Regions from separate parts of the Homo sapiens genome. Here all the other regions are linked to region 5. Evidence: chromatin contacts called from ENCODE Hi-C or POLR2A ChIA-PET data. All regions are on one chromosome and are shown on one strand. Each heading gives the region's core, a stretch centred on a gene start or an enhancer-like site at or near the end of the contact. The rest is flanking DNA. Distances are from core to core; before and after follow the strand shown.

Region 1 (4,279 bases), core at 1,416-3,915, 2.4 Mb after region 5:
CCAGCTACCTGGGAGGCTGAGGCAGAAAAACTGCCTGAACCCAGGAGGCAGTAGTGAGCCGAGATTGTGCCACTGCACTCCAGCCTGCAAGACAACAGTGAAACTCCATCTCAAAAAAAAAAAAAAAAGAAAAGAAAGAAATGGAAAAGCTGATTCTCAAACTCATATACAATTGCAAGGGACTCTATGAACAGCCAAAACAACATTGAAAAAGACAAACAAAACTGGAGGATTCACAGTACCTGATTTCAAAACTAACTACAAAGCTACAGTAATCAAAACAGTGTGTTATTGGCATAGGATAGTCATACAGTCAATGGAATAGAATTGAGAGTCCAGAAAAAACTGAAACATCTATGGCCAATTAATCTTTGGCAAGAGTGCTAAGACTATTCACTAGGGAAAGAACAGTCTATTCAACAAATGGTTCTGGGACAACTGGAAAACCACATGCCACCTGTTTTTGTAAAGTACATTTTTTGGAACATAGACCTGCTCATTTGTTTATATGTTGTTTGTGACTCCATTTGAGCTAGAATGGCAGAGGTTAATAATCTCAACAGAGATACTATAGTATACAAGTCTAAAGTACCTACTCTTTGGTCCTTTACAAAAAAAAAAAAAAGTTTGCAGAGTTATGTTGTACAATATTGCTTCCCATGCCCCACCTGTGTTCATTCCTTCATCTGACATTTACCGACCACATACCATGCCCCAGCCCTGTTCTAGACACAACAGCAAGCAAAAATGTCTATCCTCACAGAGCTTACATTCTAGTAGAGGAATTATCTATGACAGCCCTGCAATCTAAAGAATTTAAATGGCCACTTGAGAAACAGAAGGAATGAGACTGTAAATTACGTGCAGGCTTCGAAGCTGAGATAGAGGCTGTGACTGCTCTAAGCTTGGGCACTCCCAAATGTTCCCTGTTGGCCCTGGGTCATGTCTCATTCAGCTGCATCTCCTGAGCTGCGACCAGAGGTATCCAGCAAGCAATAAATCCAATAGCTCTTCCTAAGAACCTAATATGCTCAGGGCACTGTGTGAGTGCTATGGAGGACAACAGTGAGTAAAATACAATCCCCATTTGCCATAAGACCACAGTCTAGTGAAGAATAAACCGCATATATATCATCATAAGAAAAGTAAAGAAACATTAACACTTAATAAATAAGCACCTACTATGTGCCAGGCACTGTGCAAAAACTTCTATGGTTATTATCTCATTTGACCCTCACGAGAACACAAGAAATACACTGCTTTTGATAGATGAACAAATTGACAGATGAGCAAATTGGGTTTCAAAGAGTTTCGTTTTTCGCCTTTGGCAACAAAGCTAGTGAACGGAAACTCAGAAATCTAAACTAAAACTATGTGGTTCTAAGTTTAGCCATTCAGTTATTAAACAGACATCTGTTGAGGTCCCACAATTTTGTAAGCATCATTCTTGGCTTTAGTGCTACCAAAGATGATCAAGACGAGTGCTCTTTATACCACCCCATCCTGTACCTACCATGTATAGGAAACAGGACATAATTCACCTGCCTCCAGGAGTTTATAAAGAGATTCAGAAAGCAGCACACAGACACAACCGAAATAGTAATGGTAATAATAGGTACAATCTAAGTGTCCAAAAACAAGTTTAAGTAACAGTATTTCAAAGGAATTTAAATGATTTGCTGCTCAGGAGATACGGCTGAGTGGACAGGGGAAGTTTCATGAAGGAAATTGACAGACGGTAGGATTTATAAGTGGTACATATACTAGATATACCCTCCTGTCCTCACCCTTACTCCTGGGTCCTCACCCTTACTCCTGTAAGCCCAACCTTACAGCCTGGGTTGGGCTGACAGTGGAAGAAACAGGCTTCAGGAGACTTTAGAGAGCTTGTAAACTGGCTAATAAACCCTAGAACTTTAGACCACGCCTAGGTCACATACATTATCTCCTTCTCCAAATCCACCCTCCAAGACTCATCACCTCAAGCCAATCCAGCCCCCTTTAGAACATTATGCTACCTTCTTGGGAAGCAGAGGGTAGGTTGAAAGACCCCAGGCCTTGGATCAGAACACCCAGGTTTAAATCTAGTGTAAATATGACCACTTAGAATTGTTCTGTCCATTAAGGTAGCCACTTGCCACAGATGGCTCTTTATATTTAAATTTAGATGAATTTAAGTCAAATGCAATTTAAAAACTAGCCAAAAAGTCACATTTCAAGTGCTCAGTAGCCACAGGTAGCCCACAGATTCAATGCTGGACAAAGCAGATACAGAACATTGCCATCATCGAGAAAGTTCTATTGACCAACACTGATTTCAAAGCCTCTGAACTAAAGGCAGCTATGTTGCTTTTTTGCACCTCATTTTCTTCATCTTAAATTGGGCAAAGCACTACAAATACTCCCCTAAAAGGACTTATGGAAATAAAACAAGACAGTGAACTTAAAAGTGTGCTGGTAACTTCCTTTTTTCTTTTCGATACAAATACATCTTCCTTCCTGCTTTCTGCAGGGCTGAAGCCTCAAGCTCTACTCAGATAGAAACGTCCTCAGGCCATGACCCATGGGATATTGTTTTAATGTGGAGCATTAAAAACAAAGTGAAACAAAAATCTCCAGAGCAGTGAGCCCACCTGTCAGTCCTCGTCTCCCTGGGCCTCTCAAGAGGTTTGTGACACTGATCACTTCTTCCCTTGGCTTCCAGGAGACCATGCTGACCCAGCTTTCCTCCTGCCCCTTGGTTGCTGCTTCTCATCCTCCTCTATGGGCTCCTCTGCATCCCTCTGACCTCTTCAGTTCAAAGCACCCCCGAGCTCTGTCCTTGTCCTCTTCTCTGTCTGTACAAACCCAGTCTCGTGGCTTTAAGTACAATCTGTATATTGATTACTCCCAAATTTACGTTTCCAGTAGAATTCTGTCACTTGAACTCTAGACTCACATTCTAGCTGCCACCCTGCATCTCCACAGGTTGTCTAACAGGCATCTCACATTTGGCATACCAAGATTCGGCTCAGACACCTCTTACCCCTAAACCAGCCCAACCTCCTTCCCTACTGCAGCAAATGCCAACTCTACCCTCGTAAGTACCAAGGTAAAAACCTTGGAGTCGCCAGGCGCAGTGGCTCACGCCTGTAATCCCAGCACTTTGGGAGGCCGAGGCCTGCGGATCACAAGGTGAAGAGATCGAGGCCATCCTGGCCAACATGGTGAAACCCCATCTCTACTAAAAATACAAAAATTAGCCAGGCGTGGTGGCGTGCACCTGTAGTCCCAGCTACTCGGGTGGCTGAGGCAAGACAATTGCTTGAACCTGGGAGGCAGAGATTGCAGTGAGCCGGTATCGCACCACTGCACTCCAGCCTGGCAACAGAGTGAAGCTCCATCTCAAAAAAAAAAAAAAAAAAAAAAAGCTTGGAATCACCCTTGATCTGTCTCTCTTACACATACACATCTCATATCCAGACCATCAAGAAATTCTGTTGGCTTTACCTTCAAAATCTATCCAGAATTCCAACCTTTCTTACCACCTTTACTGCTGCATCCTGGACAAGCCAGCAACCTCTCTCACCTGGATTACTGCAAGAGCCTCCTAAATGGATCTCCCTTCAGCCTATTCTCAATGCAGCAACTGGAGTGATCCCTTTAAAATCTAAGTCAGAAAACAATATGGAGGTTCCTAAAGAAATTAAAAATAGAACTACCATATGACGCAGCAATCCCTCTTCTGGGTATATACACACAGGAGATGGAATCACCTTGTAAATATATCCACACTCCTATGTTCACTCCAGCATTATTCACATTAGCCAAGATATAGAAACAACCTAAGTGTCTATCAACGGATGAGTGGATAAAGAGGATGTGGTATGTGTACACAATGGCATACTACTCACCCTTAAAAAGGAGATCCTGCCATTTGCCACAACCTGAATGAACCTAGAGGAAATTATGCCAAGTGAAATAAGCTAGACACAGAAAGAGAAATATTGCATGATCTCACTTAAATGTGGAATATTAGAAAAGGAGCTCAAACTCACAGAGAAGGAAGCAATGGTTATTATGAGTGGGCATGGTAGAGGGGTAGGAATTGGAGAGATACAGGTCAAAGGACACAAAATAGCAGAGATATAGGAAGAACAAGTTTAGAGATCTAGTGTACAAAATGAAGATTAAAGTTAATAAAACCGTATTGTACAGTTCTGTATTGCTTAACAATGGGATACGGTCTGAGAAATGCTTTGTTTGGTGATTTAGTCATTGTGTGAACATCACAGAGTGA
Region 2 (4,347 bases), core at 1,522-4,021, 2.5 Mb before region 5:
CACAAAAAACTGTTTAAAATTATGCAGGCTTGGTGGTCTGCACCTGCAGTCCCAGCTACTCAGGAGGCTGAGGCAGGAGTTGGAGGCTGCAGTGAGCTAGGATCACACCACTGCACTCCAGCCTGGACAATAGAGCCAGACCTCCTCTCTTTAAAAAGGAAAAAAAAAAAAAAAGAAGAAGTGAAAGGCATTAAGAGGAAAAATAGAAGTCACGACTGAATCAACACAATTTCGAGCCCTAAATTTAAACTTCAACTGAATGGCTATAAACTTTTTTCTTTTCCAAATCCCAATGGGGCTGTCGGGTCAACTAACAGCATACCTGATAACTAATGCAGGTACAATCATGCACTCAAAAAGAGGTGGAGGTACCCAAACACAGATCCACTGTGTTCTCATCCCATATATCAGACTGTAACGACTGCTCAGATCTATACCCGCTTCCAATCATCTGTCTCAAGGCTTCTCTGTAACTGACAATGCTGATTTAAGAGACTGATTAAATTACACAGACAGTTTGATGGCATCAGATGATAATCTAGAGGGAAAGAAAACGAATTTTTCCTACTGAAGCAGAAGAGTCGGGGGATTAAAAAAAGTAGATTAAAATGTTGAGGGACACTATCTGTAGGCAGTTCAAAATGGAAATCACATGACAGATATGAATTATTTATATAGCAATATAGCACTAATCTACCATAGGTTAGTTATTCTTGTATAAGACAGTACTACTATCTTTTTTTTTTTTTTTTTTTTGAGACGGAGTCTTGCTCTGTCGCCAGGCTAGAGTGCAGTGGTGCCATCTCGGCTCACTGCAACCTCCATCCACCTCCTGGGTTCAAGCGATTCTTCTGCCTCAGCCTCATGAGAAGCTGGGACTACAGGTGTGCGCCACCACGCCCAGCTAATTTTTGTATTTTTAGTAGAGACGGGGTTTCACCATGTTGGCCAGGGTGGTCTGGATCTCTTGACCTCATGATCTGCCCACCTCAGCCTCCCAAAGTGCTGGGATTACAGGCGTGAGCTACCACGCCCAGACCTACTTTTTTAAATTACAAGGTGATCAAGAGCTAAGTTATAACGACTATAACAAAGGATATGCAACACCATTCAAGATGTTTTGCTTTTATTCTTTTTGACTGACACATAATTGTACATATTTATGGAGTACAGTGTGACATTTTGGTACATGTATATAATGTGTAATGATCAAGTCGGGAAATAATTAGTAGATTCATCACCTTATTTTTTTTGTCTTAGGAATATTCAAAATCCACTCTTCTAGCTATCTGAAAATATACAACAAATTGTGTATTTTTGTTGTTAATTATACTCCTAATAATAGTTATCCTATAGAACACTAGAATTTATTCCTATCTAGTTGTACTTGTGTATCCCTTAACAAACGTTTGTCTATCCTCCTCCATGAATCTTTTTTCCCACTATTATTGGAATAAAGGAGAAAAACAAAACAACAACAACACTGGACTAGGTGGAAGGCATATAGAATGCTAGCCCCAACACTGAGAAGTCAAGCATGTTCTCCATAATTAACTGTCCCAGAAGAGCAGTTTAGAAATGTGTTTAAGTATAGTCCCAAAGGGAAAGCTTACTTTGCAACTAAAAATAAAGGCCTAACTACTCCAGGAGGTCAACAATCCAGCCATATCTCTCAGGGTTTGCAGCTGTTTTCTGGAATGCCTGAAATAGGAACAAACTTAACACCACTGCGTTGATACGAGCCACACACCAAAATGAGACTGCTAGGATCTCTACTTGAAAACTTGAGTAAACGAGCTAGTCATTGAGGGCAGGGCCGTAAGGGAGATTTCATCTCGTGCTCTTTGGTCACTTTCGCACACCGCCAAGCAAATAAGAGCAAAGACACCTTTCTTAAAACACTTACCAACCTGCTCTCCTCAACTGTGCCCTGCAAGCTGTGGCATCTCCTGCCACCCTGCCTCTAGTTTCCCAGACTGCAATTTCCCCAGCCCCGTTTTCCTACACACGTTTCCACACCCTCTCACGATCTTTTACTCTCTTCTCCCTTCCGGTCGTTCCAGCGGGTCCCACCTCCCTCTTCTTCCCACCCTCAAAGAACTGACCACCTCTGATACCCCTCAGCGCGGGACACTCATCACCCCAGCATCCTACGCGCCTTCCCCTCCATAACTAGTCCCAGGACCCAGTCTTTCCCACGCTCTGTTCTCAAGACCCACCTTACCCTCCCTCCCTAGACCTTCGCATCCTTCCATCCAGGAAGCCCCCACACCACGCCCCACGCCCCCTCCTCTGCAAGGCCCTAAGCTCTGCTCTCCACCCCCATTTAGAGTTTTGCCTCCTGCACTTCGTTCAGCCCCATCAACGCCATGGACTGCACCTGCCGCTGATTTTCAAGTTACGTTCTACGGCCTTCTCACCTGGCCGGCTTTCCTAAACGATCCGCGGGGCTCCCTCAGCCATCCGTTCAGCGGCGCACCCAACCCTGGCAGGAGCCGGGTCCGCCTCCCGGACCGCTCCCCCGTTGGCTGGCTCCAGGCCAATAGGACGCTTCTGGAGAGCGATAGGGTCTCGGAACTGTCTGTCAAATCCGGAGGCGTAAACCGGGCCGCGATTCAAGTTTTTAATTGGTCATTACAGCTATCACTTAGCAGTCTAGAGGCAGGTCTGTATGCTCCCGCCGAGCTGTCATAGGCCGGCGCGTAGGAGTCAAGAGCGCGGAAAGAACGTGCCCCAAGCAGTTTGGTTGAGGGCCGAGGAGTGACGTGTCGGTTTGCGGACCCACGGGGAGTCGCAGTGGGAAGGCGCGGCCCACTGACTCCCGTCATGTGACAAGAAGCGGAAACTACGCTGAAATAGGCCCTTGCTCCAAGTCCCAGTAACTCGGAATGCGGAGCCGCTCGTCTCCCGTCTTTTTTAAGGTAGAAATTGTTACCTAATACAAGGTGAAAGGAGAGGAGGGAAGCATTTTCTACCTATTTATTCTCAATTAAAACTCAAACGCGGACTGGTCCAGACAGTTCGTCTTTTGCAGGATGTGCCTGATAGTTGACTCGAGCTTTTACTGTGCCTTGGTAACTGCGATGGACCTGGGAACCTTGACAGAGTTCACAGCCCCTGGTTTTGTGAAAGAGCGTGCCTAGGCCTAAAGGGGTTGTCGGGGCTAAGCTGGAAGCATTTCTACTGCCAGCTGAGACAGCCACCGCCGCGGAGGCACAGCCCTCCCCAGCAGCAAGCGGGCTTCCTCGGGAGACCGGGAGGCAGCCCGGCCATGCTTAGTCAGTTCAGCCCTTTGTTAAAATACCGGCCAGAGAGCCGCTCTCCCTATCCTAACTTGCCTCTCTTCTCTCGCACCCCACGCGCTCCCCGACCCCCAATAAGTTTGCTGAGGGCAGAGAAGGGGACGAAGTTTGAGCAGCAATTCCATCATCTCAGACTCGCACGTGTACACCTTTATCCTCAGGCACTTCCACTCCCTGCGCGCCTCGGTGAGCCAAGGCTACACCAGAGAGAGTGGGAACGTCTCGCAGCTCTTCGAACTTGTTGCCTCTACCACTCACGCAGTTTCCTATTCTCCCATGAACGGAACCCACCACTTATTGAAAGGTCATTATTTAAATCACTGCTTCAGAATCACATGCATTTTTTTCAAAATCCACATGACCAGGCTCGCCCCAGGACGTTATGATTCAATAGATCTGCTTTTTTTTGGTTTTGTTTTTAGTAGTAAGTGTTCGATGTAATTTTACTTTAACAAAAGGAAACTGAAGCTGAGCCTGAAGGAATTACAGAACTTGGAGTAAATGCTTCTTCAAAATACGAGTTTTGGTCGGGCGCGGTGGCTCACCCCTGTAATCCCAGCACTTTGGGAGGCCAAGGCGGGCGGATCACGAGGTCAGGAGGTAGAGACCATCCTGGCCAACATGGTGAAACCCGTCTCTACTAAAAATAGAAAAATTAGCTGGGCGTGGTGGCGCGTGCCTGTAATCCCAGCTACTCGGGAGGCTGACACAGAATCACTTGAACCAGGGAGTCGGAGGTTGCAGTGAGCCGAGATCGTGCCACTGCACTCCAGCCTGGCGACAGAGCTGGACTCCGTCTCAAAAAGAAGTTTTTTCTCTTTAAAAATAAAAAAGCGGGGAGGGGGGCATTAAAATTAGAAAGATTGTGTTCAAGTTTCTTTTGTTTTTTTTTAAGTATTAACCTAAGAATATTAAGGCCGGTCGCGGTGGCTCACGCCTGTAATCCCAGCACTTTGGGAGGCCGAGGCGGGTGAATCACCTGAGGTCAGGAGTTTGAGAACAGCCTCACCAACATGGTGAAACCCCATCTCTACTAAAAATACAA
Region 3 (4,136 bases), core at 1,399-3,898, 2.7 Mb after region 5:
CATTTTGTAATCTCTTGTGCCTGCACAGTGCCTGGCCAAAAAAAAAAAAAAAAAAGAAAAAGAAAAGAAACAGGCTTTCAGTAATTTCATATTTATTGAATGTTTATATGCCATCTACGTTATAAAGAGGATACAAATTCCAAGATTCTATTTCCAAGATAACGAGAAGACAAGGAAAATCCCTGAGAAGCAATGCTGAAGAAAAACCATTACTTGAGGGCTTTTCACTCACTTGTGTGTGGAATGAGTCCGTTCTGTTTCCATAAATTAAACACCTCAGCATCGCAATGAAAACCAACATTACATTAGTTCCTAGCAAGACTTTTGTTTACAGGCTCAACAGAAAGAGCGAGAATTGAATGAAGCAGGAAAACAATTATCCCCACACCCGTAAAAGTGATTTCTCAGAAGCAAAACACCCTGAAAGGAAAAAAATGGGGATAACCAGAAGAAAGTAAGATAAGCATTGTCAATACTTATCTTAAGTGTATTCTTGGAAAAGTTAAAAATTATTTCATTGAAAATGAAAACCCACTTTGAAAAATACACAAAGAGTAAATATAAATACTTTAAATATTTAACAGACTCTTTTAAGTGAACATTCATGTGATGCTGGAAAGCATCAACAGGAAGAGGAAGTTCTGTTTCTGGAGTAGCTGTTATGGTATGATAATGGAATTTGGCCCTTTTAAAATCAACAAATGAGTCTTACAATTGGGTAAAACTCTTATTAGGAAATTAAGACTACTTTGTGCAGAAGCACTATTGTTGCACTTTTCATCAAAGAGCTTTGGCCCTCTAATTCAGTTACTTGATCTATTTTTTCACGGTGTAATAATTCGAAGACTGACTTAAAAATAAAGCAAGCTGACAAATTTGGGACTAGCATGCAGTGTCATAATTAAATTGAGAATGAAATGTGGTCAAGGAATCAATATGCTTTTTATCCCTTACCCTATAAACAAGAGTAACTTAGGATAAGCAAACTGCACTTCAACCACACATGGTCTAGCTCAATTCGCCACCCACCACCATGCAACACTGGTAGGTGCTATAAAGGACAGACACAGAACTCAACAAATTCAGCTGCGCGCTTACACTATGCTTACGGCTTATATCTCTTAAACGCCAAGTGTTTCTGGAAGACGAAATATTTAAATACAAGAATTAAAAGCAAACCCCATGATTTACCCTCATTTCTTCAGCTCCTGGACATTGCTTCCAGCAAGAACCTGTGATTTACTGGTAATGTCAACATTCTGGAAAGTTATTAGATAATAATTAAACACCGTGCAGGTCAACATCTGAAAGAGATCAAGTTCCCAGATCACCATGCAGTAGGCTCAACATTAAGTTCACAGGTAGAAATTCCTAAAATGTAATTGTCTTGAGAATCTACTGCAGGACACGGCTAAAGCTGATAAATAATACACCAATACCGAGCCGACTTCAGGCACCGACCTTCACCTAAAATGACCTTCTCCTCTGATTTCCAGACGAGTACACAATCCTAATGCACACTACAGGCGGAAAACCACAATCATGGTTTTGCCTCCCCCTTCTCTGAGAATCGGAAGGGAAGTTTCTCTCCGGAAAAATTACATTTCCAAAAGCCAATCAACTGGATAACTCGGCAGCAACCCCAGGCTAACTGCACAGCTCCGAAACAACCCTCTTTCCTCTGCCTGTCAACTTCGCTGGCCAAAGGCAATCTGCAATCACCGACTCCCCTGCTAGGTCGGGCCCGATTCCGGGAGGCCGAACGAAGGAGGAATTCATACCAACCTGTCGGTGATAGTAGACTGTGTGCCACTCATTGGGGCCCTTGGCGAGAGGTCCTCCTTTTATCCAACTTGCATTTTACAGTAACACCTCCTCCCCACCCCCAGTGCTCTGGGATCAGGCCCAACTCCGTCAGGGACACAAAAGTCCAACTCAAAACTCCATTCAGTCATCTAGACCATCCGACTGTAAGGGGTCAACGGATGCGGCTTGGAGCAAAACAAGTTATCTCCCAAAACGAACTGAGAAAGCCAGGGAGCGAGTCAGTCCAGAGTGAGTCGAGCTAGAGAGAAATCCTCCAGAAGGCACAAGGATAAACTTCCTCAGAGAGGGAAATCCGCGCGCAGTGGGAAGGGGACCCGGGACTCCCGCCGGGGCTGGGGCGGGATCAGCTCACGGACGGGTGTCGGCTCCTCCTCCGGAGTCTCGGGGCCTCGAACTCCCCGCCGCGGCAAGGGCCGGGGCCCTCCCTCCCGGCTCTCTATCTGGGGCTGCCGGCTGCTCGTGGCCGCAGCGTTGGCCGCGTCTCCGGCCGTCCCGCGCCGGGCTCGCGCGATTCCATGTCCCGGGCCCGGGGCTCCTTCTGTGCTCGCCGCCCTCACCAGGCTCCCGGTGCTGGGACGAGCCGCTGGCGCCGGCGGAGAGGTCCCGCGGCCCGAGGTGACAGGGACCCGGGTCTCTCAGCGCCGCGGACTGCTCCCCATCCCTTTGAGGCCCGGACTCTTCCGCAATCGCCAGAGGCGGCGGCTCCTCCCCGACGCTCCCCGCGAGGGGCGGGAGATGCCCGTCCGGCCCGGCCTGGAAGCCCTGGTCCGGGAGGCGGAGGCGGCGGCGTCTCCCGGCGCAGGGCCGGCTCGCCGGGTTCTGGAGGCCCTCGCGGGCGCGCGCGCAGACAGCGGAGGAGGCCGGCGGCCGTGGGGGCCGCGCAACCGCGGGCGCGCGCGCGGGTTCCGGTTCCGGTTCTGGTTTCCCGGCCCTGGCCGCGTCCGGCGCGAGCTCGCGCTTCCCGTCCCCCGCCGACTTTATGGCCCCCTCCCCTCTGACTTCGGGAAGCCGCCTCACCCGGGATCCCTCCGCCGCTCAGGGCCGCGCTCTCGCCCTTGAACGGACGCCTCCGCCGGAGCCCGGTTTGGGAGAGCGGCAAAGTAGTCCTACGGGGCAGAGGGAGGTGGGACCCGTGCAGCCCCGGGAGGCCCACCCACCTCCCGCGGCGCCTGGGCCCCTGAGTGCCGAGACATGCCCCTTCGAGTCCAGTTTGTACTAAGTCGACTTTCACCAGAGACCGCCCGAGAGCGCCCCCCAGATCCCGAGGACATCGTGCCGGGAGGCTCTTTGAAAATTACCAGCCCCCCTTGTCCTGGAAACTTTTATTACTTAAGGGAATGTATTATCTCTCCTGTCTTCTGGCTGCACGCGTTCTGCCGGTTCCCGGCCGGCGCCCCTCGCTGCCTCCGCAGGCCCCGCTCACCTGGGCACCTGCCGGCTCCGGGGGGAGAGCGCTGCATGAGCCGGAGGCGCAGGGCTGCGGGAGAGCAGCTGGGGACTGCAGCCAGGGTTTCTCGGTATAAATATTACTTTTAGGCTGTTTCTGCCTTGGCAAAATGAAATGTGTTATTTGCCAAATTGATAAAGCATGGTGCTTTCCATGGCGACTTAACAAGCGTGTTGTGGAAAGAACTGGGAGAAGAAAATGAAGTATATTTATCCAGTAAATAGCATTACGGTTCTCTCTGAAGGATTCCCAAACGGTTTTTCGGTTTTTTCCCCTACTGGGTAGAGAGCTTTAGATACCCATCTAGTTTTATGATTGAATAATTCAGTATTTTGGCAATTTAGGTACCACATGTAATACAGTTCTTCAGTTCTGCCTGCAAACATCCAAAGTGGCTATTCCCTTTATCCAACTATTTTCAGACTTTTGAGCTTAAACCTATGTTGGTGACAAGGGATTTCAGCCATTTTGTGGAATCCAAGTAGCAAATCAAATCTAATAAACAGTGGATGTGGAGAGAGGAAACAATTACCTCTTAACAATGCTGTTGCAAAAAGTCATTCCGCAACAGTTCATGAAAGGATCATTATCCCCGAATAGAGGCATGAGCTCACGCTGACGTTAGTTAGAACGGGGGGGAAAAAAAGGAAAAGATAAACAGAGACCAGAGACGACTCTTTATTGCTCGATTTTTTAGGTTCAAGGCACAGCCAACTAATTTTGTAATGTTTATTTTTGGAAAGAATAGAAGCAGATTAGCCAAGGCACTTCCCTAATGATGAGACCAGGACACATTGCCACCTGCTGGTGTATTCTAGCATGACAATTCTACCCTGAAGACTCTTAAATTGAGTGTTTACAT
Region 4 (3,907 bases), core at 461-2,960, 2.6 Mb before region 5:
ATGCACTCAGAAAACGAAGGCAAGCTTAAAAGAACTCACTCTCCATAGGCACCTTCTCCCAGGGTTTGCACCAAGTCCCAGTCTTCCACAAAGGGCACTGCCATGACTCCACCGAGCACCTCGGCTGTAAAAGGCAGGAATCCAGAAAAGATGTAGAGTGTAAGATCACCAGTGAAGCCACTGAGCCCCGCCTCTCCCCAGGATTGCCCACGAAAATTAACAGCTCTTGCCTTCCCCTTCTATCTCATCCACATTTATCCAAGTCTTTCAACCACGAACAACTATTCTAAACCTGACCATTTTGTCGTGTAAATCACAATCGCCACTCCCAAGCACACCGAAGGTTGAAATTCTGCCCTCCTCAGGCCCCAGAGGAAATTAATTGTTGTTATGAAGAGGTGGGAGACAAATGCTTTCCGGCGAACGACTGGGGAAGGAGGAGGGAGAGGTGGGGGTCTGGGGAAGAGAGGAAGAGGATATAGGGAGCGGTATGGGGCAGAAAACGCCTGCGGCAGCGCCTCCTCCCAATTGCTCAATTCCAATTCCCATCCCCATCCACAGCCCCACCCGTCCCAAAGGCCGGGGCGGGGCCAAACTGCCCCCAGAGGCGAAAGGAAGGGCTGGGACTCTTCCTTGGGGTTCTTAGCTAGCAGCGGGTTAGTCCCTCCTGCCCCCGCCCCCACAACGGGAACCTCCTGGTACCATTCCTCCACCCTCCGAAACCGCCCCTCCGCAGGAGTCTCTCCAATCCCCTGCGCTAGTCAATGCTAACTTTCTCCCACCATGCCCTCCCTCACTAATCTAGACCCCGAACTCCTTCTTTAGAAACCTTCCCTACTCTACCGGCCGCCCTTCCTCACCGGACTGTCCTTTGCCCACCACTGCAGGAATCCAAATGCAGCGCTTTTCCCGCCAAAACTTGAGGGCGTCACGCTGCCGCAAACTCGCGCACCCGCGCCGTAAAGCAAGACAGCGCGCGTTCCCGTGTCCTGCCCCTCTGAATGTCGGCGGCTCCAAAAGGGTGACGTGGAGATGTTGCCGCTCCCGCCCAGGGCTGCTTTGCAGTCGGGGAGAGATCCTGGCTGAAGAGATTTAAGGACGGCGGACCGCATCGGCGCGAATTGAGCTCTGGGCCCAAATATGAAGTGGCATCCGGTGTGAGGCTCGACTGGGCGGTGCTCGAGCGCTGCTGGGGGAAGCCCAGGCCTCCAAGCCTCAGGGGCGCGCGACCGACCGCGCTGCGCTTCCAGGCGGGGCTGCGGGCTTCGCTCCTGGCCGCTCTGGGCCTGAAAGGCTGCACCGCCACCTGCGTGAGGCCACCGGACAGGACTGTGAGGATCACAGTCGGTGAAGCAGAGTGCTTTGTAAACCTCAGAGTGCGGTACTCGTGGTGCTGGAGCCGAGAAACCAGCAGCAGCTGCTGAGAGCCGACTGTGAAGAAATGGGAGGAACTCCGTGTTGGGAGCGAGAGGCTTCGAAAGAACTGGCCACGCAGTCAAGTGTGTGTGGCGGGGCAAGTTTCCCGGAGAAAGCGAGCAGTTTATGTTGGAGCTTGAAGTCAGGATAACCAGTTTTGCCTTTTTTCTGTGAACCAGCTCCAAAACAATGCTTTACTTCAGCCCGGTCTTTTTGCAGGAAGACCATCTGCTTAGCTTAGTTCTACAAACTTTTTCATTTTTAATGTGCAAAGAACAGGCGGGGAGAGCCAAAATAAATCTTACAACGCAAATTTAAAAGCTGCGTACGTCATTTAAGTGGAAAAGTAAATTCTGAGGAAAGAGACTCAAGAACAAAATAGGAAAAATGGAAATAAGTATTCTCTGACAGTAAACTAGACTGGAACTCAGGGATAGGCAGGATCATCTCCATTACATTCTCCAGCACTGGCCGGGCGCAGTGGCTCCTGCCTGTAATTCCAGCACTTTGGGAAGGCGAGGCAGGAGAATGGCTTGAGGCCAGGAGTTCAGGACCAGCCTGGGGAACATAGGGAGACCCCATCTCTACAAATAAAAAAATTTAGGAATTAGTCGGGCTTGGTGGTGTGTCCCTGTAGCCCTAGCTACTTGGGAGGCCTAAGCAGAACAATCGTTTGAGTCCAGGAGTTAGAGGTTAGTGAGCACTACTGCACTCCAGCCTGGGCAACAGCATGATTCCGTAGGAAAAAAACATATTTTTTTATATGTATATATTTTATATATATACATATATATTTTCTTAGTCCTTAAGACTGGGCCACATACAAACACTAAGCATAACTGGCTATTATGATAATAGTAAAGTGAAACAAGTATAAAATGTTACTCAAGGCCGGGGCCTGGTGGCTCACACGTGTAATCCCAACACTTTGGGAAGCTGAGGCGTATGGATCACCTGAGGTCAGCAGTTCAAGACCAGCCTGGCCAACATGGTGAAACCCCCGTCTCTACTAAAAATACAAAAATTAGCCGGGCACGATGGCGAGTGCCTGTAATCCCAGCTACCCAGGAGGCAGAGGCTGCAGTGAGCAGAGATTGTGCCACTGCACTCCAGCCTGGGCAACAGAGCAAGACTCCGTCTCAAAAACAAACAACCAACAACAAAAACACACATTTCTTTTAAAGAAGCAAAGTCAGGAACAAAAATCAAGGAAAAAACTCTTAAAATGCTTATGTGTATAGTTTTGAATCATGACATCACAGATTAGGCTTCATGTAATCTTTTTACAGTTTGTTGTTTTTGGAGACAGGGTGTGTTGCTCTGTCACCCAGGCTGGAGTGCAATTGGGCAGTCTTAGCTCACTGCAGCCTGGAACTCCTGAGCTCAAGTGATCCTCCTACCTCAGCATCCCAAGTCACTGGGATTACAGAAGCGAGCCACAGGGCCTGGTATAAAAATAAAAGCAAGTTTTTATATCATTTATCCCATTTTCTCTTGTTTCCTCACTGTGTGCTGAAAACAAAGAATACGAAGAGGAAGACCTGCAAATTTCCTGTGTGTCTGATGGAGTCTTTTTAGCCTGAAAAAAAAAAAAAAAAAGATATACAGACTCCAGCAGAATACCAGTTAAAGACAGAATACATAGAAATAGCCTCTATTCTCTTCTGAAAGCCCACTAAAATATTTTAATAGTAAAGGATACCAATATTTAAAAGAACCCATAAGAACAGAGTATGAGACACATTTTGGAAAGCAGAAAGCCTTTAGATGAAAGGTAATGAAGATGAATCCCAAAGCTAGCAATGGAAAGCAGAATTAACATCACAGAACTCTGAAAAAGCTCAAGTTGAACTGGTGACACCAGGTAACTGAAGGTGGAGGTAAAAATGGGGCTAAAAGGGGTAGGTTTAAAGGCTACATAAAAAACAAATAGATCCCCGTATCCCTTCCCTTTCTATGTAACCAAGGAACTGTCCCTCCCCAAAGCTGGTACGAGATTTAAGAGGGTAAATGCACAGTATGTGAACTGGAGACCATTAGGCACAGTTAAAAGCTTGGGCACCTTACTGAAAACGGAGGGATTAAGTTTAAGTTTTATCCACTGAAGGTTGAGCCTGTTACAACTTCTTTCCCTACTCTACTCCCAGAAAGCTGACTGCCTGGCTTACATCCTTGAGTAAGAGAATATGCAAGCCTTCTCAAGGGAATCTTACCTATGCAAAAGATAAAAATCTAAAAATCAGTATCATGGATTTCCCAATGTAACAGCCCAGCCAGATCACAGTAGATTGAAACCCACATTATTAATCCCCATCTACACCCCCTACAAACAGACCTTTCAATCAGCTTTTTTGGGTCCCACTCTTTTTTTTTTTTTTTTTTTTTTTTGAGACAGTCTTGCTCTGTCTCCCAGGTTGGAGTGCAGTGGCATGATGTCTGCTCACTGCAACCTCCACCTCCTGGGCAATTCTCATGCCTCAGCCTCCCCAGT
Region 5 (3,960 bases), core at 1,164-3,663:
TTAGATCTTAACTGTGTCATTTGAAACCCTGTGCGTTTGAAGTGGTGGAGACAGGACCTTTATCATATTCTGAGCTTTAAATATATAAACGGTAAATCATTCCATTTAATAAGACATAGCCCAAGTCCCAGAACGCGTTTTGAGAGTAACCAGAAACAGAGGTTATTTGTTCTGCTTTCTTTTATCACTGCTATTGGATGGGATATCCCAAACAAGTGGATGTGCGCCCCAATTCTATTTTCCACTATTCAATGATTAAAATAATTACAAAAACGCAAAATACAGCACAGGGTGTAGTTTAAAATTTGTGCTTGTTAAACTCTAGGCACTGGGGTGTGAAAAGAAAGATTCCAGATAACATTACTAGCAGTTAGCGTGGGGGACTGGGGGTTCCAAATACCAAAGGAAACTGAAAACAGTGGCTCACAGTACATATCTTAACTCTTTCTGGAGTTGAGTTCAATTTATTTCCAGGAAGGAAATTACACTGTAGCGTAACTAACAAAAAACATAAAACAAATCTTGAACCAAAAAAAAGCTAGATTTGATTCTAGCTTACCCAGCTGCTTATCTTCCCACAAATGATTATCTCTGAGCTGCATTTTTCCCCTGATATGGGGATGAATAATACACACCTTAGAGAATTGTGTTGATGATTAAATGACAAATGAAAGCATTTTGTATGTAGTGAAAGCATTGTATAAAATTAAATTCTTGGGACGTGGGAGAGGCTAAGAATATATCTCCATGAACTCTAAGCCAACATTCCTCCCCAAAAGGAAAATATGAAAAGGAAATTCTTCATATGTTTGAGTCTGTCTCTACCCTTTACTGGCTTTGACAAGGACAAGATGTCCTCGCTCTTCTGACAGCCTTTTTCGCAGTCTAGAGACCTTCTAATTCCAGCCCTGCTACTAAAAGTTCTTTTGGTGTAGCCTTAAAAAATCTTTTCCCCCATCGGTGCCTATTTATCTACTAAATAGGAATAACAGCTACCTCGCCTGCTTGAAAGGATACAGGGAGTGTTCAAGGTACCTGAGACAGGCTCTTGGAACCACAAGGCCCCACATATCCGCGGCCATGCACAACATTGCACAATTCAAAATTCTAGGCACCATTGTTTTGTGCACCAGCTCAGTCACGTTTTCAAAGCGTCGGTATGGTCTGTCGTTTAATTTTTGATGAAAGTCAAACCAGGAAAGATATCACCTCATGTTACTGAAAATACAAACGTTCAGAAAGTCTAAATCAAGGACGCACGGCTACTGGAACCTATGATTCCTAATGCCTGGTTCACCTAACCAAGAACACACTCGCCACCATTTAAACCTGTTTATTTTATAAACAACGGGGAAATGTAGGGCTTGGGCTAGTTGGGGAAGGACTGAGCCAAGAAGCCGAATCTGTTCTAGACGGAGGTGGGAAGGGGCCTAACGGTCAGGGCTCAGAGAAGCGGTTTCGCCTTCTTTTCCGCGGAGGGATCCAGACACGACCGCGTCCTGAGGCGGTTCTGAAAAGCCGGGCCCCTTAAACCTCTGCGTCGGGGGCTGCCTCCCGACAGTTGCCGTAGGGAAATGCAGGTGCTGGGAGGCCTGCCGAGCTAACCCGCCCCACCCCGCGGCGGCCTGGCGGCTCCCTCCAATCCCAATCCTGGGGGGCCGTGAGCGAGCAGCCCTAGTGGCACCCTGAAGCCGGAACCTTCGCCCCAGCCCCTCGGGGTCAGCCCTTGTCCAAAGCCACGCTATGAAATACAGATTCGCGAAACCCGGGGCACTTAGAGGCCCGTCTGGAACACGAAGGTGGGGCATGGAAAGGAGGATTCGGACGTGGGTGGGGGAGGGGAGCAACAACCTTCGCAGCCATTTTGTCCTCGCTCCACTTCCGTCTTCTCCTGCCCGGCTCCCGCGCCCAAACCCCTCCCTTCAGGCCCCGCGCGATTCCGCCCCCAGTTCTGTGCCGGCCAAGATCCCGGCTAGCGCCGCTATCATTGGTTAGTTCCAAGTTTGCCCGCCCCTCTTCCTCCTCCTTTTTCCGCCCCCTCCCTCCCGCGGAAGCTGGGGGCGCATGCGTAGAGGTGGACGCTCCCCTCCCCCGCCCGGGGTAACTGAGGACTCCCGCGCGCGGACTCGCTGCGCCCCACCCTCCCTTTCCCCGGGGCCGTCCGGAGAGCGGGGGCGAGCTTGAAAGTTCCAGAACGCTGCGGTGAGTGCGTTATCGTGAGGCGGAGCGCGGTGGGGTGGGTGCGGAAGGGGGCGAGGCCCGAGGAGTGGAGCCGGGCTTGTGATTGGGTCTTGTAAGGGCAGCCGGGCGTCTATTGGCCGGGGAAGCCGTAATGGCAGGCAGCAGGGGCGGGCCCCTTCTGGAAGGTTCTAAGATAGGGTATAAGAGGCAGGGTGGCGGGCGGAAACCGGTCTCATTGAACTCGCCTGCAGCTCTTGGGTTTTTTGTGGCTTCCTTCGTTATTGGAGCCAGGCCTACACCCCAGGTAAAACCTCTGCTCAAGAGTTGGGTTGTGGGTCTGGGAGCGTGCAGCCTCCACACAGGCCTGTTGGGCTTGCTGAGGCTTGGGGGTTCTGAGAATCTCGTCGAGGCGAGTGTGCGGCTCCTTCTACCGGCTTAAAGGGCCTCAGTTTTCGGTGGGATGGCAGCGGTATTTGGTTGCAGCCGGCAGGACGGAAATGTAGGGAGTGGGCCGCAGTGGCCCCAGGGGAGGCTGGGAGACGCCCGGCGGCCGCGTGGCGGGGGAGGGTTGCTGCATCGGTTTGCCTGGCGCGCGGGGAAGTGGAGCCAGCGTTTTCTTTCACCCAGTTCCCTGCTTAGTCCAGTCCCACCGTGGTTCTTCAGAGCTGTTCTTGGCGTGCTTCCAGTATGGGGGTACATTCCGGAGTAGTTAAAAGCCCGTTGACTCCCGGGGGCACTGGCACCTGGCGAGGGAGGGGAACAGACAGTGCTCAGTTCGGGGTAAGACCACGTGTTGAGCAACGCCCCACGCCGTCTGGGTAGATGGGTCCTTCATCTAGGGCGTGCTCTGCTGCGGTTGGCACGGCAACCTGGACTGCAGCACTAGTTCTGGACCTCGCGCGTGCTTAGACAGGAGGTGATGGGCACTATTACCTCTTGGCAGTGGCCATACGTTTTTCCTGGTTAAGTGTTCTGTTAAGGGATGAGGGAAATATTTTGATTAATTGAATTTTTAAACCAGATTTTTCTTTTTTTCAGCAACCATGTCCAAGGGACCTGCAGTTGGTATTGATCTTGGCACCACCTACTCTTGTGTGGGTGTTTTCCAGCACGGAAAAGTCGAGATAATTGCCAATGATCAGGGAAACCGAACCACTCCAAGCTATGTCGCCTTTACGGACACTGAACGGTTGATCGGTGATGCCGCAAAGAATCAAGTTGCAATGAACCCCACCAACACAGTTTTTGGTGAGTTCCTAATTTTAAATGACAGAACAAATATAACAGGGCTAGGAAGCACAAAAGTTTATGAAACGTGAGGAGGGAACTTTTTGATTTTAGAAAAACTGAGCTGAGAGACTTGTTATCAAGTCTGTTATAAAACAGGTTGTAGAAACCTTTCAGGCTGAAATCTGGATAACGTAGGAGGTTGAAGTTTGAACCTTTGCTACCTATATGGTAGTTGAATTCACCTACCTATGAACTGTTAGGTATTTGAGTAATCATGGACTTGAGTTTTATCAGAAGAGCTATGAAATTGAAAGTGTTTTCATTTGACACCTTTTACAGATGCCAAACGTCTGATTGGACGCAGATTTGATGATGCTGTTGTCCAGTCTGATATGAAACATTGGCCCTTTATGGTGGTGAATGATGCTGGCAGGCCCAAGGTCCAAGTAGAATACAAGGGAGAGACCAAAAGCTTCTATCCAGAGGAGGTGTCTTCTATGGTTCTGACAAAGATGAAGGAAATTGCAGAAGCCTACCTTGGGAAGGTGA
Region 6 (4,172 bases), core at 806-3,305, 2.5 Mb before region 5:
AGTGGATTTTAAACTAGGCCTCAAAAAAGTTCATATGTATAAACAGTCTTTAAAACAGTAAGGCTTTCCCATTTTATTTCTCAGGTGAATGGGATATCTAGTTTCAAAAATTAAGAACTTGAGAGTTCATGTGAGAAATACTTGTAATTAATATACTATTCTCTCATTTAATCTGTGGTGACTTCTAAGATGAATAGAAAACCCACTTTCAGGCATTTTTTAAGAACCTGATATTCTAAAGTTCTCAACACTCACTCAATCAAGTTGCAGTATTCTCAGTTTAAGAGGTATGACCATAATACAAAGACAGAATTTCACAAGCAGCTTGTACAAACCTTAAATTTCAAAATATAAGCACACTTTCCCCGACCTTTAACCACTTCACCAAACTGCTCCTCATTGACCCAACTGGACTAATGCCATTCAGAACTGGAAGAGCAGGGGATATGGCAGTAGGAAGGCAATTTGCCCAACATTGTATATACCCTCTGCTCCTTAGGTCAAATCCTACACAGATAGGCTCACTTCGGATAGAAGTCTCTAGGGTAAGAAACTTCTGTTAATACTCCCACTGTTTCCTCCTGAAAACAAACACCTCAGAGTTCCAGTCGCGTAGGTACAGCCATACAGACATGTTCTCAGGGTTGAGGTGAGGGCAGCTGAGCTAGATAACTAGCAAAGGCTCAGTGATATGCACGACACTAGTTTGTAAAGACTCACAGATCCACTCCCGTAACCTGCCACTGGCTCATCTATAAATTAAGGGTACTAAACTTCTTCATAGGTTTCTTGCATCTAATAGGGCACAACAGCATGAAAAAAACTTAAAATTCTATATAAACACAACCCCACCAAAGTGAGCCAGCTTGGAGGTTTAAGGAAGCCCATTACTTGGCCTGGATTTCTCACAGGGAACTGACAGGGAACCTGAAACATTCTGTCTCAGTCCACAACAGCTGTGTCATTTGATCCCTGGCCAGCTAACACCTGGTTTCTGCATGTACCAAGTGGCAGGACACCTCCTAAGAGTGACCTATGAAGGATAAATCACTTCACTTTTATACTTAGATCCTAACATCCTTCCTACAGGAATATTTGGTGAATTACCCAGTCTGACAAATAGCTGAGGCATGGGGAAAAATAACCTGCCACAATTTGAGAACACACACACAGACTGAATGACACAGGGGGAATCCTACAGCTGAGCTAGACAGATGAAGATGCATCTGGCTCATTTAACAGGTGAGAGAACCCAGTCTCAGAAGTTAAATGACTTGCCCAGACTGACAGCAAATGAATGGCAGCTACAGTGAACCTCAGAACCCGGTGTTCTAACGTTACCTCGGTCGAGACTTGTTTTTACTTAAGCTTTGCAATGAAGATTTTTGTTTTAACACGAGCATCCCATGGACAAATAACCTCTCAAACCTGGAAATACAAATGCCATTAAATTCCCAACAGTCATTAGAAGCTAATAAGCATCTGCTGAGACACACTTTTATTTCTAAGTCACTAAACCCAAGTCTCGGCAAACAGGAAGCTGTCGTAGCCCACTCCAGGTACAGGGAAGGTAAACATCCTCACTTCCCACGGGGCTCCACGGGCTGCCTCTGAGTCCACGGGTCCATTCAGGCCCATCTCCCCACAGCTCCTAGGCAATTCGGCAGAAAACTGGTCTCCCTAGGCACAACTGTGCACGAGGTACGGATCACGCGAGGTGCGGATCACGCACGCTCCGGGTCACACAGGGAGCTAAAGATAGCTGCGCCGCACCTGGGGCAGCCTCGCCCGGGGATGTGCCCGGCCCCGTCCCGCTCCCTCCGGCCCCTTCCCATAAGGGGTCCTCGCCGGTAGCCCCACCAACCCACGCTCGGGCCCTGCCTGCCCTCCCGGTCCCTGCCACTCAGAATGGGCGGCGCGGCGGCCCCGAGGCCTAGCTCGGCTGAGCCCGCACCTACCCACAGCTCCGCCGCCGCGGCTCCGGCCCTGCCCCTAGCCCACCGCAGGCCAGCTCCGCCGGGGCGCTTCCAGGGCCGGGGCCGCTGCGCCCGCACTGGGCATGCCCGGGCCGCACGGGGCCGCTGGGAAGTCGGGCGAGCGCGAAGAACCAGCCGGCACCACGAGGCGGGGCCCAGAGCCGAAGGGGTGGGCCGCGCGGAGCGACGGAGACTGGGAAATGTAGTCAGTCCGGGGTCCCGCCTCGCGCTGCGTGCGGGATCGTCCGGCTCCCAACTCCGCCTGGCGGCGGAGAGGACCCCTCACCCCTCCGCGTCGCCTCCTCCCCGTCGCCTCCTCGCCGATCCCGTTCTCACAGATCTCTCCTCCTGTTCTTTGCCCTCCCCCATTGACTCCACAACGCTGCTTGCGTTTCTAAAATCCTGTGAAATTAGTAACAGGATGCCTTTAATCCCAGCATTTTGGGAGGCCAAGGCAGGCAGATCACGAGGTCAGGAGTTCAAGACCAGCCTGGCCAACATAGCGAAACCCCATCTCTACTAAAATAACAAAAATTAGCCAGGTGTGGTGGTACCTGCCTGTGGTCCCAGCTACTCAGGAGGCTGAGGCAGGAGAATTACTTGAACTCAGGGGATGAAGGTTGCAGTGAGCCGAGATCACACCACTGCACTCCTGCCTGGGCGACTGAGCAAGACTCAGTCTCAAAATAATAATAATAATAATAAATTTAAAAAATGAAATAAAATAAGTGGCTGGGCACGGTGGCTCATGCGTGTAACCTCAGCACTTTGGGAAGCTGAGGCGGGCAGATCACTTGAGGCCACCCTGGCCAAGATGGTGAAATCCCGTCTCTACTAAAAATACAAAAAATTAGCTGGGCATGGTGGCACACACCTGTGGTCCCAGCTACTTGGTCGGCTAAGGAATGAGAATCACTTCAATTCAGGAGGCAGAGGTTGCGGTGAGCCGAGATCGCACTACTGCACTTCAGCCTGGGTGACACAGCTAGACTGTCTCGAAAAATAAAATAAAATAAAACAAAACAAAACAATATAAAATAGAATAGAATAAGGAATCCATCTACTAAAGCTTAGAAATCTTGTTACAAAGAGACCTAAGTGGTTTAATGACAAACTGATTATTGTGCTATTAATTATAATAATAGCTCTTCCTCCAAGCTCTATTCTTTCTCAAGAGTGTCAATTTAGAAAAGATTTTAGAAAGAATTTAGTAGGTATGAGTTTATTCTGGCTTACTTCATGGGAGGAAATCTTTTTTTTTTTTTTTTTTTGAGACTGAGTCTGTCTTTGTCTCCCAGGCTGGAGTGCAGTGGTGCGATCTCGGCTCACTGCAAGCTCCGCCCCCTGGGTTCACGCCATTCTCCTGCCTCAGCCTCCTGAGTAGCTGGGACTACAGGCACCTGCCACCAAGCATGGCTAATTTTTTTGTATTTTTAGTAGAGACGGGGTTTCACCGTGTTAGCCAGGATGGTCTCGATCTCCTGACCTCGTGGTCCGCCCACCTACAGCCTCCCAAAGTGCTGGGATTACAGGCGTGAGCCACTGCGCCTGGCCGGGAGGAAATCTTTTAAATCTCAACATGTATAACCACATTTAAAATAAAAACCAATAATAATTAATACCTTGCATTTTTAAAGAGCTCTCACATGCTTATGTATGATTAGATGCTATTTGTGGACAAGTAGAGGATATTATTTTCCAAATTTCACAAATGAGGAAGTTTGTGGCAGAGCACTTTGAGAAGACATGACCTCCAGTTAAGCTGTGAACCTTAGTTTCTTTTTTTTTTTTTTTTTTTTTTTGAGACAGTGTCTCTCTATCTTGGCTCACTGCAAGCTCCACCTCCCGGGTTCACACCATTCTCCTGTCTCAGCCTCCCAAGTAGCTGGGACTACAGGTGCCCGCCACCACGCCCGGCTAATTTTTTGTATTTTTAGTAGAGACGGGGTTTCACCATGTTAGCCAGGATGGTCTCGATCTTCTGACCTCGTGATCCACCCGCCTTGGCCTCCCAAAGTGCTGGGATTACAGGTGTGAGCCAGCACGCCTGGCCCAAACCTTAGTTTCTTTAACACAGGCTGCTGAAATAAATGGTATATATATGAAGGTGTTTTTTAACTGTATGGATATATGATTTAGTGAAATGATAACAATACTAGATCTAGTGATAGCGACAGGAGACAGCCAAATGCCTAG
Region 7 (3,889 bases), core at 187-2,686, 2.8 Mb before region 5:
TCCCTCTGCGAGTGGGAGCTCCACCCCCGCGGCTGTGGCCCCCCGGCTCGGTGGCGGTTACGTGGCTGTTCAGCCGCTCGCTCTCCGCCGCCCCTGCGTCGCCTCCCCACAGTAACGACGCCATGGCTGCGATTGCTGCTCCCGCCCCCAGCACGTGCTTCCACCACCGGCGCGAGGCGGTGCTGGCCCCATCCGCTGGCCAATGGGCTTCCTTAGGGGGCAGGCGTCCGCGTCCGCGCCCGCGACCACCGCGGTGCGGCGCGCAGGCGCTGGAAGGCTGGGTGGCGCGCGGAAGGGGCGGAGGGCAGAGAGCGGGGCGGGGGGCAGAGAGCGGGGCGGAGGGCAGAGAGCGGGGCGGAGGGCAGAGAGCGGGGCGAAAGGGCGCGGACCGGAGGGCAGAGGGGGCAGCTTCCGCAGAGTGGAGAGCGCCCCCCGCGCCGCCCCGCGGCCCGCCGCTCACACAGCCCTCCAGGCGGGAGCCCCCCGGACTCCCCGCCGCGCTTTACGCCCCGTGTCGGTTTCCCTGGAAATTTCCGCCTCCACATCACAAGATGTCAGAAAGGTTAGCGAATTGGTTAGCAAAGTGGAGACAAAATCTGATGAATTTGATATGACGAATGACCTCGAATGCCACAGTTGCGGAAAGGAAGCAGAACTGTTCAAGCTCTAACTGCTGTTCCTGCCCTAGATACCTGTGATGTTCCACATAGGCTTTTTAAAGCTTTTATTCTGAAATGTGGTCTCTTGTTAAAAACATTACCTTTCGGTATAACCTCTACGTCCTACATGCGTTTGCATAATCCGGTATAGATCCCTGGATCCCTGGTACTAATGATTTAATGACCGCTCAATTTGGACGAAAGAACCAAATTCCACCTCCCCCCCGCCCCCCAGTTTTCTAATTGTAATTTTGAGATTTTGATCAGCATTTCTGGAATTGGGGGCAAAAATACAAAAACCCACACGAAACTGCAGTCATGATCTCTCCGTGGTGCTGAAGCAACGCTCCCCGCTCTGTTCGGTCACTCTCAGGGCACCTAGTCGTTTGTTTTGAGATTATCATATTCATTTCAGCTTTTAATTTGAATTCTAATAGTAAATGTTTTTGTCTCTCAATGGTAACTTTCTTCTCATTTAACTAGGTATAAAATCGAGCCAAGATCTTCAATCTTTTAGTTTTCGTATAAGGATAGCAGAATTTGAAAAATTACCTTTTTTCTATTATTTTAGCGTAGCACTACAATTCCTCCTTTTATTGCTGTCCCGCCACAGGCCCAGATTCTGCCCTGTGGGCGGAGAAACGGTAGCTGGACTAGAAAACCTCAGGTAGATTCTAGCACCAAGCTCGGTTCTCAGAACTACATTTCCCACAAACTTGGACTACACCTCCCATGAGGGCTCGGGCGCCTGCGCAGAAGACGCACAGTGACAGCTTCCTTTCTCGGAAACGCGGCGCGGCCGGCTGCCGGAAAGTAAGTGTGGGATTTTTGGAGTGGGTTACTTTCTGGGTTCCACAGGGGAAGGGACAAATGGACACACTGCTGAACGGTTGTCTGTTGTCTTCTTTTTGCCCTCTTTCACATACTTTGGTCTTTTCAGGAAAGCATTGCCGTATGGAAATGAGACCTCGCTTAAGACCATGTATTTTTCTTTTGTGCCTGGTACTTTCTGGAGCTCTCGGTGGAAACTCGCCGCAGTAGGGTCGTCTTTAATTCCGTTGTGACGGGAGCTTCAGTGGTACTTGTACTGTGGAGTACAAAAGTGCTCTGCTGCCCCACTTAGAATTGGGTGCTCATAAAACAGTAGAAGTTGAGAACCCAGGAGTATGTGGGAGGCTGTGGCAGCAATTTTCAAATTATTTTGGGGATTGCCTTACATACAGACCACGATTGCTTTCTAGTGATCATAGTGCGTGTCTGCTAATCCTTTGGACAGTACTCCCTCTTCTTCCCTTTGGATTAATATAAAGTTTATCAAGAGGAATGCTATTTATGTGTTAACCCACTGGTTCCTGAGATTAGGACTTTTTTTTTTTTTTTTTTAAGACTGTCGCCCAGGCTGAGTGAAGTGGCGTGATCACTGCTCACTGCAGCCTCTACCTCCTGGGCTCAAGCGATCCTTCCACCTCAGCCTCCAACTAGCTGGGACTGCAGGCGTGCGCCATCTTGGCAGCCTAGTTTTTAATTTTTTAATTAACACACGGTCTCGCTGTGTTGCCCAGGTTGGTCTCGAACTCCTGACTTCGAGCGACCCCCCCTCCCCCCCGCCACCACCCCGTCTTGGCCTCTCAAAATGTTGGGATGACAGGCGTGAGCCACGGCGCCTGGCCCAATGTATGGAACATCTGGTGATGGCCGTTTTAGTTTGTAATTGGTGCTTAGGGGACACACGAATTCCCTCTCTGTGGTTACTTCGCAGCCCTGGCCAGGGTGTTACTTTAAACGTCTGCTTGGGAACTCCTGCACTTCACCCTGAATTAGGGTAAGGTGTGCTGGAAAAAGCACTGTAGTGTACCAAGTCCTGTTTTTGCCACAAATCTGCCTTATGACCAACTAGACTCACTCCCTGGCCTAGTTCTTTAGTTAGCACGGGAGTTGAACTTTGGAGACTTTGGTAATGTTGGACTTTGAGATCCAAATAATCACTGGAGTGTTTTGCATGTTAAAATCACCATGTAATTTTTGACCTCATAAAAAGTCGAGGTATAAATACAAATTACCTTTAATCCCACTACTCGTTAGGTTTTGATCTTTCCCTGTGTGTACTGAGATCATCCTGTATAGTTTATGATACATTCATGTCACTTAATTTCACCTTCCCATATTACTTTCCCAAGATTCCCAATGACTATTTAATATTCTAATGTCTTTAAAGACATTTACTATTCCACTGTTGGTGGACAGTTTGCAGTTTCTACTTTTTTGCGGTGAGTATATCCTACATGTACCTGAGTCATTGATTACTTCTTTTCCAGACAAATGCCTAACAAATAGAACTGGGTGAATGTGTGAATTATGTGGCTTTAAATGTTACAGGGAAAATGATTTTCGCAGATAGTAACGGTCAAGGTCATTCACCTTTATGTTAGAACTTTTTCTCTGTGAACAAGCAAACTGTACTATCATTCTTCTGGCCTCTGGTGTTAAAACTGACAACTTTCAGATTTTAGATGGTCCCCGTTGGGTCAGAAATATCAAGAACAGATAAATTACAATTTAAGGTGAGCAGAATTCCTATTTTGATCTGCACCCAAACAGGCTAGGTTCATATTGGTATTTATGTTTGCATCTGATTCCAGATGTTACTAGTTTGAATTTCTACTGGAGTAGGAATACCCTTCCAAATGATGCATAATTCCTACAAAAATCTCAGGGGCAAATTATAAAAAGAATGGTATTCCAGAAATAACAGCTGGCAGGCAAAATATTAATGAAATAATTCTGAAATAAAACAAGTTTGAATCCTGTATGTTATATGGTACTGTTTTGGGGCATTTGTTAGAAAGTATTTTAAAGCTACTTGGATTTGTTGTACACCTTTAGTAATGAGGCTATCCATGTTGTTAACCTCTCCCATCCTTTAGGACTATGTAAAAGGCAGGTTTTTGTTCCTTCTTTTTTTTTTTTTTTTTTTGAGACGGAGTCTCGCTGTCGCCCAGGCTGGAGTGCAGTGGCGCAATCTCGGCTCACTGCAGGCCCCGCCCCCTGGGGTTCACGCCATTCTCCTGCCTCAGCCTCCCGAGTAGCTGGGACTACAGGCGCCCGCCACCTCGCCCGGCTAATTTTTTGTATTTTTAGTAGAGACGGGGTTTCGCCGTGTTAGCCAGGATGGTCTCGATCTCCTGACCTCGTGATCCGCCCGCCTCAGCCTCCCAAAGTGCTGGGATTAC

The links. A loop is a pair of places that touch in the nucleus more often than their neighbours do. ChIA-PET counts read pairs that join two places held with the same protein, here RNA polymerase II (POLR2A). Pooled maps may share reads with other maps.
Region 1: a map with no recorded cell type shows a loop between it and region 5 (13-fold over the local background). The contact joins the enhancer-like site here to the promoter of HSPA8 in region 5. A Hi-C loop is called at or near these places in 4 of 37 single-sample maps with no recorded cell type and 2 of 50 pooled maps.
Region 2: a map of CD8-positive, alpha-beta T cell shows a loop between it and region 5 (17-fold over the local background). The contact joins the promoter of STT3A-AS1 here to the promoter of HSPA8 in region 5. A Hi-C loop is called at or near these places in 6 of 168 maps with a recorded cell type or tissue (B cell, CD4-positive, alpha-beta memory T cell, CD8-positive, alpha-beta T cell and 2 more), 10 of 37 single-sample maps with no recorded cell type and 14 of 50 pooled maps.
Region 3: a map of sigmoid colon shows a loop between it and region 5 (12-fold over the local background). The contact joins the promoter of ARHGEF12 here to the promoter of HSPA8 in region 5. A Hi-C loop is called at or near these places in 6 of 168 maps with a recorded cell type or tissue (CD8-positive, alpha-beta T cell, ascending aorta, gastrocnemius medialis and 3 more), 7 of 37 single-sample maps with no recorded cell type and 24 of 50 pooled maps. POLR2A ChIA-PET finds 5 or more read pairs at or near these places in 2 of 52 experiments (BJ and CD4-positive, alpha-beta T cell).
Region 4: a loop to region 5 is called in a pooled map, with 11 times the contacts of the local background. The contact joins the promoter of CHEK1 here to the promoter of HSPA8 in region 5. A Hi-C loop is called at or near these places in 1 of 37 single-sample maps with no recorded cell type and 7 of 50 pooled maps. POLR2A ChIA-PET finds 5 or more read pairs at or near these places in 2 of 52 experiments (AG04450 and activated T-cell).
Region 6: a pooled map shows a loop between it and region 5 (10-fold over the local background). The contact joins the promoter of EI24 here to the promoter of HSPA8 in region 5. A Hi-C loop is called at or near these places in 4 of 50 pooled maps. POLR2A ChIA-PET finds 5 or more read pairs at or near these places in 3 of 52 experiments (AG04449, GM12878 and activated CD4-positive, alpha-beta T cell).
Region 7: a loop to region 5 is called in a map of B cell, with 24 times the contacts of the local background. The contact joins the promoter of PUS3 here to the promoter of HSPA8 in region 5. A Hi-C loop is called at or near these places in 1 of 168 maps with a recorded cell type or tissue (B cell), 2 of 37 single-sample maps with no recorded cell type and 4 of 50 pooled maps.

The regions. Positions count from the first base shown.
Region 1 is chr11:120,701,082-120,705,360 of GRCh38, reverse strand. All of the region lies in intron 3 of GRIK4 (glutamate ionotropic receptor kainate type subunit 4), which reads right to left. Among named protein-coding and RNA genes, the nearest start is that of GRIK4, 190 kb to the right of the region's middle. Within about 2 kb of position 2,665, at least 3 of the 41 ENCODE cell types and tissues checked have a DNase peak (open chromatin) inside an H3K27ac peak, as active enhancers do.
Region 2 is chr11:125,590,992-125,595,338 of GRCh38, reverse strand. It overlaps STT3A-AS1 (STT3A antisense RNA 1), which reads left to right and starts at 2,771. Exons shown (of 4, transcript NR_132372.1): 1 at 2,771-2,921. It overlaps STT3A (STT3 oligosaccharyltransferase complex catalytic subunit A), which reads right to left and starts at 2,487. Exons shown (of 18, transcript NM_152713.5): 1 at 2,421-2,487. RefSeq lists enhancers at 2,621-3,215, 3,333-3,502.
Region 3 is chr11:120,334,925-120,339,060 of GRCh38, reverse strand. ARHGEF12 (Rho guanine nucleotide exchange factor 12) reads right to left here and starts at 2,648. Exons shown (of 41, transcript NM_015313.3): 1 at 1,786-2,648. The coding sequence starts at 1,817. RefSeq lists a silencer at 2,192-3,061.
Region 4 is chr11:125,622,966-125,626,872 of GRCh38, reverse strand. CHEK1 (checkpoint kinase 1) reads right to left here and starts at 1,710. Exons shown (of 13, transcript NM_001114122.3): 1 at 861-1,710; 2 at 40-124. The coding sequence starts at 104. It overlaps LOC118567325 (a long non-coding RNA gene), which reads left to right and starts at 979. Exons shown (of 1, transcript NR_170378.1): 1 at 979-1,736. It overlaps STT3A (STT3 oligosaccharyltransferase complex catalytic subunit A), which reads right to left. Exons shown (of 18, transcript NM_152713.5): 18 at 3,782-3,907. RefSeq lists enhancers at 65-114, 1-218, 1,035-1,544.
Region 5 is chr11:123,060,589-123,064,548 of GRCh38, reverse strand. It overlaps HSPA8 (heat shock protein family A (Hsp70) member 8), which reads left to right and starts at 2,413. Exons shown (of 9, transcript NM_006597.6): 1 at 2,413-2,485; 2 at 3,220-3,429; 3 at 3,751-3,956. The coding sequence starts at 3,225. It overlaps LOC124902775 (a long non-coding RNA gene), which reads right to left and starts at 1,887. Exons shown (of 2, transcript XR_007062927.1): 1 at 1,018-1,887. RefSeq lists enhancers at 1,665-1,934, 2,495-2,664 and a silencer at 1,955-2,344.
Region 6 is chr11:125,567,360-125,571,531 of GRCh38, reverse strand. It overlaps EI24 (EI24 autophagy associated transmembrane protein), which reads right to left and starts at 2,055. Exons shown (of 11, transcript NM_004879.5): 1 at 1,959-2,055. It overlaps STT3A-AS1 (STT3A antisense RNA 1), which reads left to right. Exons shown (of 4, transcript NR_132372.1): 3 at 1,090-1,242; 4 at 3,414-3,424. RefSeq lists enhancers at 1,338-1,387, 1,890-2,391 and a silencer at 1,828-2,387.
Region 7 is chr11:125,900,753-125,904,641 of GRCh38, reverse strand. PUS3 (pseudouridine synthase 3) reads left to right here and starts at 1,436. Exons shown (of 4, transcript NM_031307.4): 1 at 1,436-1,472. DDX25 (DEAD-box helicase 25) reads right to left here and starts at 134. Exons shown (of 12, transcript NM_013264.5): 1 at 62-134. The coding sequence starts at 124.